Regions from separate parts of the Homo sapiens genome. Here regions 1 and 2 are each linked to region 3. A link is a contact called in ENCODE Hi-C or POLR2A ChIA-PET data. All regions are on one chromosome and are shown on one strand. The core of a region is the stretch at or near the end of the contact, and the rest is flanking DNA. Distances in the headings are between cores, read along the strand shown.

Evidence for each region. Hi-C counts contacts between places; a loop is a spot of excess contacts on that map. ChIA-PET counts read pairs that join two places held with the same protein, here RNA polymerase II (POLR2A). Pooled maps may share reads with other maps.
Region 1: a pooled map shows a loop between it and region 3 (16-fold over the local background). The contact joins the promoter of YY1AP1 here to the promoter of LTAP1 in region 3. A Hi-C loop is called at or near these places in 6 of 50 pooled maps. POLR2A ChIA-PET finds 5 or more read pairs at or near these places in 2 of 52 experiments (naive thymus-derived CD4-positive, alpha-beta T cell and naive thymus-derived CD8-positive, alpha-beta T cell).
Region 2: a map of CD4-positive, alpha-beta T cell shows a loop between it and region 3 (32-fold over the local background). The contact joins the promoter of GON4L here to the promoter of LTAP1 in region 3. A Hi-C loop is called at or near these places in 3 of 168 maps with a recorded cell type or tissue (CD4-positive, alpha-beta T cell and CD8-positive, alpha-beta T cell), 2 of 37 single-sample maps with no recorded cell type and 11 of 50 pooled maps.

The regions. Positions count from the first base shown.
Region 1 is chr1:155,686,353-155,690,682 of GRCh38, reverse strand. YY1AP1 (YY1 associated protein 1) reads left to right here and starts at 1,909. Exons shown (of 11, transcript NM_139119.3): 1 at 1,909-2,024; 2 at 2,482-2,612. DAP3 (death associated protein 3) reads right to left here and starts at 1,592. Exons shown (of 13, transcript NM_004632.4): 1 at 1,509-1,592. It also overlaps the pseudogene LOC124904430. RefSeq lists enhancers at 1,444-1,493, 1,869-2,503 and a silencer at 1,984-2,033.
Region 2 is chr1:155,855,964-155,860,308 of GRCh38, reverse strand. GON4L (gon-4 like) reads left to right here and starts at 3,095. Exons shown (of 32, transcript NM_001282860.2): 1 at 3,095-3,162. SYT11 (synaptotagmin 11) reads right to left here and starts at 742. Exons shown (of 4, transcript NM_152280.5): 1 at 514-742. The coding sequence starts at 547. RefSeq lists enhancers at 502-601, 792-901, 2,142-2,729, 3,016-3,215.
Region 3 is chr1:154,218,145-154,222,282 of GRCh38, reverse strand. LTAP1 (lipid transport auxiliary protein 1) reads left to right here and starts at 1,693. Exons shown (of 7, transcript NM_001098616.3): 1 at 1,693-1,941; 2 at 2,346-2,447. The coding sequence starts at 1,876. It overlaps UBAP2L (ubiquitin associated protein 2 like), which reads right to left and starts at 1,328. Exons shown (of 27, transcript NM_014847.4): 1 at 1,308-1,328. RefSeq lists silencers at 1,155-1,304, 2,165-2,234 and enhancers at 825-1,572, 1,555-1,994, 1,573-2,320.

The DNA of each region.
Region 1 (4,330 bases), core at 660-3,159, 1.5 Mb before region 3:
TAGAGTTTCCTTAATGTTACATACATATGACCATGGTACAATTTTCAAAATTAAGAAATTAAAGCTGGTACAATACTATTTAAAAATTGCAGACTTTATTTGCATTTCCTCAGCTTTTCTGCTAATGTCTTCTTTCTTTTTTTGAGACAGGGTCTCGCTCTGTCACCTAGGCTGCAGTGTGATGGCGTGATCTCGGCTAACTTTGCAACCTCTTCCTCAATCCTCCTGCTTCAGCCTCCCAAGTAGCTCAGACTACAAGCGTGTGCCACACCTGTCTAATTTTTGTGTCTTTTTGTAGAGATGGGGTTTCACCGTGTTGCCTAAGCTGGTCTCGAACTCCTAGGCTCAAGCAATGCGCCCTCCTCCGCCTCCCAAAGTGCTGAGATTACAGGTGTGAGCCACTGCGCCCAGCCTAATGTCTTCTTTCTGTTACAGGATCCAGTAGAAGATTCCACATCTGGAGATCTTTTCCTTTCTTTATATCTATCACCGACATTACCTACTCTTTAAAAATTTTGTAAAAGGCATAAATTTGAAAAATATATCCTCATTAATCTAAATCAAGTCATTGATACAACTATTTAACAAGACGCCCGGCCTGCTTTGTTTTATTAACGACTTGGAGGGACAGAACACTACCCATTACACCCACAAACGTTATCGACATCAACAGAACTGTAAATGACAACACGGCAATACTCTGCACCTTCCCTATGCCTAGGAGCTAATTCCACTTTACATATATTATTATTTCGTGTGTGTGTGTGTGTGTGTGACGGAGTCTCGCTTTGTCGCCAGGCTGGAGTGCAGTGGCGCGATCTCGGCTCACTGCAACTTCCGCCGCCCGGGTTCAAGCAATTCTCCTGCCTCAGCCTCCCGAGTAGCTGGGGCTACAGGCGCCCGCCACCACGGCCGGCTAATATTTGTATTTTTAGTAGAGACGGGGTTTCACCATGTTGGCCAGGATTGTCTCGATCTCTTCACCTTGTCATCCACCTGCCTCGGCCTCCCAAAGTGCTGGGATTACAGGCGTGAGCCACCGCGCCCAGCCCTATCTTATTATTTCACACACCAACCCTGGAGGCATGTTTGGAGTTGCCTAATTTTTATGTACACTTTTTGATAAGGAACTAACAAAAATAACTTGCTGAAGACAAGGGAAACTGAGTCCAGAACTGAATGAGAAGCACATGGTTTCTTCATCCTCCATCACCAGGCTGTCTAACGAGGCTGAAGTACCATCCATGAGTAAGTGCGTCAAGGGCAAACAAACATCATCGCATATGGACAGTGGTGTGAAATTCGAGAAATCCGAGGAGGGTTAACAACAACAAAAAGCACACCACCACGCCGAACTTCCTCGGGTCCCAGGTTGGCAACTCAACGCCCGGGAGGAATCCCCCCCGGAGGCGCGCCGGTCTACCGGCCTCACTCCCTACCTCCTGGAGGTCCGGAGTCCCGCTCCTTTCCCTCAGCGGTACAATACCCGTGTCGGTCCATTCCCTCACCGTGAGTCGAGGACTAGTTCTCCAGACTAGGCGACCGACACACGCTGCCTGGGGCCGGCTCCAAAGCGCCCGTCCTGAGACTGCAAAAAAGGGTCGGGTCATCCGGCAGGAAACGACTCAACGCGCAGCCGCCGCGGCCTCCAACCACCGGCCGGCAGAGGGGCGCTAGGCCGCCCTCGATCCCCTCGCCGCGGTCCCATGGAGGAGGAGGCGAGCCGCAGCGCCGCGGCGACGAACCCAGGGAGGTAGGTTGTCATGGGACTCGGCCGGCCACCCTGGCAATTCCAGTCAAACGGCAAGCCAGACTCGCTTTGCCGGTCCCTTCCTCTCCTGCCCCTGCAGCCGCCAGGAATGGAACAGTCCCGCGGTGGGGACTGTGGGAGGCGCACGCGCGAGGAGTGTAGGGTGGGGGTGCTGGCGGCGGCTGCTTTGGCGGCGGTTGGTGGCCGTGCGGGCGGGGAGGGAGGGGGAGGAGAGAAGAGGAGGTGGAGAAGGCTTGGGCTCGCGCCGCTGAAGGTACGCGTGAGGGCCTGCGCTGGAGCCGGCTTGACAGGGTCTGAGGGGGAGTGGAGAACTGGGCGAGGAGGTTCCCGTGGGTGAGCGCGTACGGGATGGCTGGCTCGCAGGACGGCCGAAGGTGGTGGTTGGTGGGAGCAGCCAGCGACGAGCCCGTAGACACTCGTACGCGTGCGGGCTGACGTGCGCGCTACATGGCCGGAGTCGGGCGAAGCGGGGGACCGTGGGGAAGAACGCGAGGAGGGAGGAGTGGGAGGTTGGGGGTGTCGCTAGGCGCCCTTAGCTCCCTCCCTCTGGAGGAGCTGCCGCGGCCACTCTGCTGCCGCCGCTGCCGCCGCCATTTTGGGTTCGCTTTGCGAGGGGAAACGATCCCAGTGTCGGTTGCGGGATCCGCCTCCTCTCAGTTTGCCCCTTTAGCCCTCCACCTTTCCCTTCTCCTCTCTCGCATTTCCGCCAGTCGGCTTACCCGCTGGCCGCCTCCTGACAAGCGGGAGGGATCCGCGGTGGACCCAGGGAAGCGGAGGAGCCTGGCGGCCACCCCCTCTTCCTCACTTCCCTGTACTCTCATCGCTCTCGGCCTCCGACACGGTGAGTAGAACGATTTGGGCCGGCATTCGGGCCTAAGCACTCTCTCAGCGATTGAATCCTGGGCTTTCTGGGAGCCACTGTCATCTCCCGGACCTGGACCTCTGGGAGAGCAGTGGTGAAGATGGGGGAGGGGAGAGCAGGGAGGGGGATCCTGAGCCTACCGGGAAGTCCCTCCAGGCGGGGTGAAGGGGTGTCCCTGACAGGCAGACTCCCGGAGGGGGCTGGGAAGTAAGCGAGTGGAGGCGGAGTCGGCTGTGCCCCTGACAGGTTAGTTTGTGTTTGTAGGCATGATCGGAGCCTCCCCCATAGTCCAGTTTGTGTGTGTTTAATTAAGGGATAAGAGTGGTCGAGGACACGATCTTGAGAGGGGATTTTACCTGTGTGACAAGGTCTGTGGTGTCCCTGCCGCGTTGAACGGTATGTGGGAACGACAGGATGATCTCAGTGTTGTACGTTTAATAAATGTCACTGGTTAGTTTGTACATGGAAAGAGATGTTTTTGGTCTAGCAGACAGATGGTCTGTTGGTGTGTAGCGGCTGTGTTGGTGTGTGTATGTGAGGATGGCAAGTGTTTCCGTAAGAGTTTGCCTTTATTTGTGTAAGTGTAATGGAGTTCCCCTTATAAGTTAGCTTATTTCTTGAATAAATGTTGGGAGGTTCCTTGCAGGTTGATATGTGTGTGTATTTTAGGGATTGGGAGCCCCTAGTTACTTGTTGGGAAAGAGCGGCAATGGTAGTGTTCTGTACAGCATGTGTCTGTGAGGTCAGGGAGGGGAGAAACTTGGCATAGCCAGTTGTGGTCTTAAGAATAGTTTGTGCCTTTGGTTAGAGTGAGTTGTGTAAATGTGAAGGGCCAAAATATCTTTAACAGAATCATTGCTACAAAGCTGTAAAGAATGGGTGGCCTTATTTGTTGTCGCGGGTTTATAGTAATAGTTTACAATACAATAAGAAAGCTCTTTCAGTTTCTTTGTGATACTGAATCTCTGTGAAAATGGTAGGATGCTTTCTTCCATTTTACAAAATAGGAAATTTAGGCATAAGGAGAGAACTTCTCCAAGGCCGCATGTTAAATTGGTGACAAAGTTGGAACTGTAACTCCCATATTTTCACTACTACTGCAGCAGTATATTCAGCATACCATGGTGCCTCAGGAAGTCTTTGTCGGCAAATCTGAGTATGCTGGAAAGATAGGAGCACATAAGACTGGTTGGCTTGTATTTGGGGGAGACCGATTGTGTCAGATATGTATGTGGAACGTAGCTGTCCTTGCCGAGTCTGACCTGTATGAAATGCATATCCATGGCTATATTATTTTGGATTTATGGAGGAAGCAGAGCATTTCTGACACTTAAGGTTGTATGCGTGAGGGAGAAGGCTTTCACAGCTTAACTTGTACCAGAGCAGCTGCATGGGTGCTGACAGCTTAACTTGAAATCTGTGGGAGGAAGGATCCTTTTTCACTCATTCAACAAATATAACCATTCAATGAATGGTCCATGCCTTGAGGTGAGGATCATCAAGGTGTCTCTGTAAATAGCCTGGATGCAATCTGAGGGGAGTTGTTTTGACGGTGGTAGGTATTAAGTTGAGGGAGGCAGTGTGGAATTAAAACCAGAGAACTGTTTTTGGGTACTGGTAATTGTTAATATATGTGCCTGTGGATGTTGGAACTTCTTGGCTGGGCTGAAGGAATCCTTTGAAAGACTGATTTCGGC
Region 2 (4,345 bases), core at 1,846-4,345, 1.6 Mb before region 3:
TCTTTCCCCAGAGGCCGCCGCCTCCCCTGGCTGCCAGCCACACGGCCCACAGTCTCCAAGCTGCCATCTTGATGCCCCATCCCCCTTGTCACTTCCCTCCCCCGCAGCCCTTAGGAATGGGAGGGGGAGGAAGGGGCACCGCCCTGTGTGCCCCAAGGGGGAGGGCTTGGCCTACCCCACCTCTCCTCCCCCAGAAGGAGGGGTTCACATCCTCCGCACGCTTGCTGTTTCTCACCTCCAGCAGTGCTGACAGTGCACCATACAAGGTTTTAGCATCCTGGACTTCCCCACCCTCGGTGTGGCTCAGGCCCTGCCAGTCCCTGCAGCCCATAGCTCAAGTTCATGCACTGTCAACTGCCCACTACCCACTACCCACCACCACAGGCCCGATTTTAGTGGGGCTGGCATTTTGAAGGCTCTGGTCTGGGCTGCATTCTCTGCCCTGCCGCTGGGCCCCCTTGGCCTTGCAACCATTCTGACCACCTCAAGCTTAGTTTTCCCGAGTCTACTTACCAAAGCTAGGTCGGATATTGGTGATCTCAGCCATGTCGTAATCAGAGGCTGTTGCTATAACGTTTTTGCAATGGTGAGACAGCTCTGGGAACCCTCGGTCAGTACCGAGGCAGCAGCTGTAGAGCTCTAGGTCAGGGAAGGGGGAAGGTATCCAGCGGACGCCTCCTGCGACGGTCCGGCCCCTAGTTGTCAGCTGCGCTCAGCTCTTAAGATGCTCCGGGGATGCGCTGAGCTAAGGATGCAGGTGCAGTCAGACTGGTCCTGATGAGAGGTAGGCTCCGCCTTCTTCCGAATGGTCCTCGGAAGAAGACTCCGCCTCTTCCGAATGGTCCTCGGAAGAAGACTCCGCCTCTTCCGAAAGATTACGGAAGTCAGCCCTCGCCCCCTTCAGGAAGCTCTCCCGGAGGGGACTCCTCCCACCGCCGAGTTTTCCCGAGAATGAGGCCGCGCCCACTGACGCGCTGTGGTTCCAAAACGAGAAAGTACTGAAGGGTAAGAAGCATAGGTAGATTATTATATGAAATCCTCTGATTTCAGTTTTCTGGGCTTTAATACAGCAGCAAAATGTTCTCGGTCCTGAGTTCCAGAATTTTGGGAAAATAAAATTCTGTACTGCCTGGATTTCAGTATCGACTGCCATCATTATGCATTTCTGAGACCGCTAAAGGTTATTACAGAACTTTTTTTTTTGGCTTATATTTCACAGTGGATGGAAACTGTCTTAAACCTCAGAAACTCTGATGAAAGACCAAACCTGGGGATGGTTGCACAACTCTGAACATTTACTAATTTTAAAAAAACAGCCGGGCACGGTGGCTCATGCCTGTAATCCCAAACCTTTGGGAGGCCAAGGCGGGCAGATCACTTGAGGTCAGGAGTTCGAGACCAGCCTGGCCAGCATGGTGAAACCCCCATCTCTACTAAAAATACAAAGATTAGCCGGGCGTGGTGGCACACGCTACTTGGGAGGCTGAGACACGAGGATCGCTTGAGCCCAGGAGGTGGAGGTTGCAGTGAACCGAGATCGCGCCACTGCACTCCAGCCTGGGCAACAGAACAAGACTCCGTCTGAAAAAAAAAAAAAAAAAAAAATTTGGTTGTACACGTAAAACAGATGGATATTGTGGTATGCAAAGCTGTTTAAAAAAAAAAAAAAAAACAACTAATGAAAAGTGCCAAAGTTAATCAGTGTTGAATTTTTTTCATGAACCTCAAGTGCTTAGGGTTTCGTATGAGAGAGGCCAAACCGAAAGATCTGTGTATTCTGTAGGTCAAAGAACAACACACATGAAACTCCGAGCTTCTGGAGTCTTCCTTGGTATTTGGGAGAGTTGGTGTGATTCAGGTTAGTCAGACTACTGCCATGTTTGCATAAATTTCAACCTTCATTTTGGCTGTGGATAATTTCATCCGTTGGATTCTGTTTACAGATAGGATTAGTTCAAATGTATAAATTTGTGTTGGTGGTTTACCTGTAAAATGAGGGGGTTGAAAGTATTTTTCCACCTTTTGACATTCTGTTTTTTATTATTTTTTTAATCTCCGTGGATTCCAGACATTGTTTTTCTAGAAAAGTGGAAATAACATCATTTTAGAAGTCATTCATTCATTCGCTCATTCAAAAAGCACGTATTGAATTATTGAACATCTGTTACACCCCAGGCAGCCTCCTGGACACTGGGTCAATGCATTATTAGCTAGAGTTAGGAGACTTAATACCTGATTCTCCTTGATAGCTGTCTGTGTACCGTTGTGAAATCACCTACTCAGATGAGCCAGAACTTTGTCCTGTGCAAACTGGAATATGATATAATAATCTTACAGTCTATTGTGGAGACCAAGTCACCTAAGAAAATGTGAGAGCATTTTGTAAAATGCAGAATATTGTACATATATGAATAATTACTATAGCCTGAGTCCAAGAGTGCCTTAGTTTTAATCAGGAGCCTGCACTATTTGTAATTTAGAGACTTCTTTTTCTGGCATTTTATGACTTCTTCAGTCCCTTGGTCCTGTGTTCCAGGTGACTCGTAGTGAGAAAAATTAGTTGTTAATCTTTTTTTTTTTTTGATACAGAGTCTCACTGTCGCTCAGGTTGGAGTGCAGTGGCACGATGCCGGCTCACTGCCACCTCCGTCTCCCGGGTTCAAGCGATTCTCCTGCCTCAGCCTCCGGAGTAGCTGGGATTACAGGCGTGCGCCACCACGCCCAGCTAATTTTGTATATTTAGTAGAGACGGGGTTTCACCATGTTAGCCAGGGTGATCTCGAACTCCCGACCTCAGGTAATCCGCCCGCCTCCGTCTCCCAAGGTGCCGGGATTACAGGCGTGAGCCACCGCGCCTGGCCCCCAAATTAGCTGTTAATCTAAACCACTGAATCTTAACCTCAGTTTTGAGTAGGATAACTCCATGGGCAGAGAAAGCTAAGTAGTGCCTTTAAATTTTTTTGCCAATAACTGACGCACTAACGTTGTGGCTTCACTCTGCCCTAAAATGGGATGGCGCATAGTGTTAGGCGCATGCTCCTTGATGCACTGCGGCGCGGCGCTCCGAGGCTCGGGGACGCGCACGCAATTCGCTGTTGTTGGCTGACTTCCGGTGGTGCCAAAGCCGTTTCCGTGGAATCAGGCCGGCTGGTGAGGGTACAGGTTTGTGTGTGGTGGGGTGGGAAGAGGCAGGTGGGAGCTGGGACACCTGGACGAACGATGTCCAGGTTGAGAAGGTCGGGTCTGAGGGTGGGCGCTGGGTGCGTGGCGGAAGTTAAGGGCGTGAAGTCCAGTGTCTAGTTGGGAATGGGGACTGGAGCCAGCCCTGGGCACCGAGGTGGAAGCGCGGTTAGGACCCCTTTTGAAAATGTTTTCCTAGGAGAGGGCCGTGCCGGGGCTGCCTCCACATTGGCATTCATTCACCCTGCTGGTCCGACTTGGGTTCCCAAAAAAGTGGATTCTGTCGAGCTACTGCTGTGTTTGAGGTGCCTGGAGCTGAAGTAGCTGTCTTTCTTTCCTTCTTTTTCTTTCTTTCTTTTTCTTTTTTTCCCCTTTTTTTGATCTCAGTAATTATCTGTGAAATAAAAGAGCTGCCCTGGCTACTCCCATTCTATTTCTTATAAGGTCACCACCATCTCTCACAGGAATCAACGAAATCTTCATGTTTTATTGAGCTTTAGTTACTGAGTTTTAATTACATCAGTTGATTGAGGGGATGGAGAATCTCCCCTAATGTCTTGGAGAAACAGAAGGGAGGTTTAAAACTAACTGTAGGTCGGGCGCGGTGGCTCACGCCTCTAATCCTAGCACTTTGGGAGGCTGGGGCGGGAGGATCGCTTGAGGCCAGGAGTTTGAGACCAGCCTGGGTAACAAATCGAGACCCCGTCTCTACAAAAAAAAAAAAAGAAAAAAAGTCGTTGAGGGTGGTGGCAAGTGCCTTGTAGTCCTAGCTACTCGGGAGGCCGAGGCCAGAGGGTCACTGGAGCCCAGGAGTCTGAGGCTGCAGTGAACTAGGATCTTGCCACTGCACTCCGGTCTGGGCAACAGAGCGAGACCTTGTCTCTGGAAAGAAAGAGAGAGAGAGAGAAAGAAAGAAAAGAAGAAAGAGAAATCTAACCTTAGACGCTTAGAGTTACAAATAACTTTTATTTTTCAGTTCTCTAGTTCAGGCTTTCATCTAGTACTCTGATAAGTGGACATTCAGGCTTCGCTTGAACATTGCCAGTGATCTAACACAAGGCGGCTTATTCTATTATTGGATCTATTTATGACAGTAAAGTTTTCCTGGGTAATAAGATGCCTTTTTTTTTTTTTTTTTTTTTTTTTTTTGACAGAGTCTCCCTCT
Region 3 (4,138 bases), core at 444-2,943:
CAAAATGTTTTAATTCTCTAGAAACGCTGGTTACTAGTAATGTCCATCACCTCCCAGCAAGTCACATCAGGTATCCCCAAAACAGGATATGCGGCGGAGGAAGGTAGGATGGGAGAGAAGACAAAAAAAAAGGATTTCTCCATTTAATAATCAGGGAGAGTCAAAGGCAAAAACGTTAACAATAATAACAAAAACGCCTGTTACTGTGGTGTTTTTCTTTCCACAACATCCTACACCAGAGGTGGCTACATTTCAAGAATGGTGGAAAAGGAGCAGTCTCCAGTTTGTGACATCAGTTTGCAAAGCAATTTAAGGGCTGTCCACAAGGTTAAGGGTTTGAAGAAACTGGGCATTCCTGTACCATTATGAGAAGAGTGAACAAATACCCCAGTGCTCTAGTGACGTCCCTTAAGCGTAAATACACCCTATGGGGGCCTCCATGTCCAGCTTCCCAAATAACACAATTGTTTGGGGTACCCAAACTACAGTATAAACAGGAAGCTAAAGACAGCAGCAAAAACATATTCCAAGAACTGGGTTGGTGAGAAAGAAGGGAGGGTAATAAGAGGAGCTGACAAAGAGCCTGGAAACGGAGAGGGGACGCAAGCCCACGGGTGGAGGATGGGAGGCTCACCCCCCTCAGCGCCACATCGAGAGCCCACGGGGCCAATCTCCTCCCTACCTCCCAGCCGGAACAAATTAATCCTTCGCACACCAAACTGAGGGCCACATGGGGGAGTTTGGGGGAGCTCCACCCCATCGCCCTCCCTCCCCCACGCCACCCCCAAACCAGGCCGGATCCGGATCAGAGGAGGCCCGCAGTGGGTGGAAAGGGAGGAGGCCCTCTCCTCCGCAGGCACCGGCCGGGGTGAAGAGAGAGCCCTACCTCAGGCAAGGCCCAGGCCTCGCTCGCTCGCGCTCTTTCTCGCTCTCCCCTCTCAGGCTCTAGCCGCATGGCCCCCCCTTCCTACGGCTGCTCCAAGCCCCGCCCCGGCCACGCTCCCAAATCGAGGCCCCGGCTCTGGCGCGGCCCACTAGGCCGCGAACCCAACCATAAACAAAACCTCCGGGGGCCGACTCGAGGTGGGGGGCGCCAGGGCTCGCATGACTCGGGGGGGGGTGTACAGTGGGGGAACACACGGTGTGGGGGGGCCTACCGAGGGAGGGGATACGGCGGGGGCAGGGGAGAAAAGAGGGAGGGTAAAAGGGGGATCGCGGATTTAAAGGGGCCGCGGACAATACCCGGCCCCGCCGCGCTGCCGCTGCCGCCGCCGCCGCCGCCAACGCCGCTGCGCTCCCAACTTTACCTCAGTCTCCTCCACACTGACACCCCGGGCCGCGCCGCCCCTGTCACGTGATATAAGATTCCCTCTTCCCCACCCCCTCCCTCCTTTTCCCTCTCGCGCTCGCTCTCGCGCCTTCCCCCGCCCACTTGCCTTCCTGCGTCCCTCAGCGCGTGACGCTAAAAGGGGCGCGCACGCAAGCGTGCGCGTGCCGCCTCGCCACGAGACACCTCTTTCCGGCTCCGCGAGTCCACCCCGCCTCCTTCACGGCGGCCCTGCCTCCACCACGTGACGCACGGATGGCCGCCGCTTCCTCTTACTGTCGTAGTTCCGCGTCTGAGCGCTCGACGCTCCTGGGTGCCATTGCCTGCCTGAGTCACGTGTCAGGGGGAAGCTGGAAGGCGTCGTTCTCCTTTCCCAGCTCTCCTGCCTGTCCGCCATGTTTTCAGGCCGGGTCTGGCTTGGTCTTCCCCCGTAAGGAAATGGCCGGGGAGCTCCAGGGGACCCAGGCGCCGTCGCTTCGGCGGAGCCTGGGCTGACCAGCCAGGACAGCGGGGTAAACCCGAACAATTCTGCGCGAGGTAGGGAGGCCATGGCGTCCGGCAGTAACTGGCTCTCCGGGGTGAATGTCGTGCTGGTGATGGCCTACGGGAGCCTGGTGAGGAGATTACCCCACCCCATTCCTGCTGTCGCATCTTACCCAGTAGAGACCCTCCTTTTGAGCTGTACCCCGTCTGCATTCTCCACCCACTCACCTGCGCCTATCCGGGCTTTGACTCCTTATTCCAGGAGTAGGTGGGAGTTTAAGTCACTTAGTCGGGCCGACCCGCCCTCGTTAGTCTAGAACCCTCCCTTTAACGCTAGAGCACAGACCCCACGCCTCCCTGCTGCTGGCTTCTTAGATCCACCCCCATCATAACGGCCTTGCTTTGCCCCAAGTTTTACCCTGAAACATTCCTGAGAGCCGGAATCTGGGGATTTGGAATGAAGGCATGCTTTTTTAAAAAAAAAACAAAACAAAACTGACTTTTTATTAAAGGATTTTTACATCTTTTTGGACAGGTGTTTGTACTGCTATTTATTTTTGTGAAGAGGCAAATCATGCGCTTTGCAATGAAATCTCGAAGGGGACCTCATGTCCCTGTGGGACACAATGCCCCCAAGGTAGGTCCTTAGGGCACAAGTTAAACATACTTCTCCAGATCTTTTAGGGTCAAGAATGAGATTTCCTCTGCCTTTAGTGATGACTTTAATTCTCATGTTTCTTTGCGTGCACTTGTCCTTGTACTTACTAAGTTGAGCAGGCACTGTGCGCTTTGGAACTTGGCTTACCTGCTCAGTGCTGTGGCAAGCATGTGGCTCATCCTGGAACTTCTGTTTTTGTATCTGCAGAATGAAGGGCTTGGGTCGAAGTTCCCAACTGTTTGTAGTAAAATATTTCCCAGCTCATCTTAAACTACCCAGTGTTTTTTGTTTGATTAGGATGGGGTTGAGATCATTAAGGTTAACCCAAGAGCAATGAGAAGGGTTACCTTTACATAATTTTAGACTTAAGAGGAGCTCCATAAATCATCTAATTCCACCATTCATGTTACCAAGAAGCCCAAGAAAAGGAGGCAGTTTACCAGAAGACGTATAGGAAGTGAATAACCCAGTGGTCTTTTATCTTTGTCTGTACTTTCTCCTTAGGTGACTGTCTTCCTTTCCTTGGCTTTAGCTACAGATGAAATTTTATCTCTATCCTAGAACTCTTTCCTGAGTTCCTTACATATATTGCCAACTGATTACCTGACATTTCCACTTAGATTTGTAGTAGACATCTCAAACCCAACATTTGTGAATCAGAATTATTGCTATCCCACTGCCACTCTCATTCTGCTTCTTTAGTCTTTCGCTTCTAAGTAAAAGACACCTGCTTCCCTTACCAACCCCCTTTTGTGTGGCTCTCCCCAGATCACTGGGACCCAGCTCCACTGGCTGAATTTTCCACCCTTTTTGCTCCTGTGATCTGGAATGGTCTTCAATTGGCTAGCTCATTCATTCTTTTGATCTTAGCTTAAATGTTACTTCCAAAAAAGGAATGCTTATTACCTATTTTAAAGTAGGTTCCCCCTCTCTTTATTTTCACATGGTACCCTGATTTTTCCTTCATAGCATTTACCATAATTTTTATGTTTGTCCATTTGTTTAAAACATGCCTCTCTCTTCCGCTAGACCGTAAGCTTCAAGAATGCAGGCACCATGCCAGTTTTGTTCACGACTATAAAGCCAGGACCTACACATAGTAGGTACTCAGTAATTTCTTGTTGAATGAAAAACAGGTTAGTGCCAGGGCCTACACATAGCAGGTACTCTGTAATTTGTTGCTGAATGAAAAACAGGTTAGTTGTAGAGCTAGAGCTCATGACTCCCTCAACTCCTAGAGCACTGTACTTTCATTAACAAGTGCTATTAACCTTCCCCTCTTTGTTCTTTGCTGACATAGTACATGAAAAGGCTCTAGGAGGATGTCCTGGCTTGAAACCTTAACAGTCCTGCCTGCCTCATGAGAAAGACATAGGGTTAGTTTCTAGCACATCATGAACCAATCAATACTTTGGCTATTCAGGGGTCCCTTGGTCTAGTTCAGAGCAATATTCCTTTTGCTTAAAAATTTTTTCTAAATTCTCAACCATTGCTAGTGAAAGTATAAATTAGTAAAACCACTTTGGAAAATAACTGGTCATTGTCTGGTAAGATTGCACATGTACCTAATCCATGGTCCAACAGTTTCTCTCCTACCATAGAGAAATTAAGTTTTGCTCATGTGTACCAAGAAACATGTGCAAGATTATTTATAGGGGCATTGTTCATAA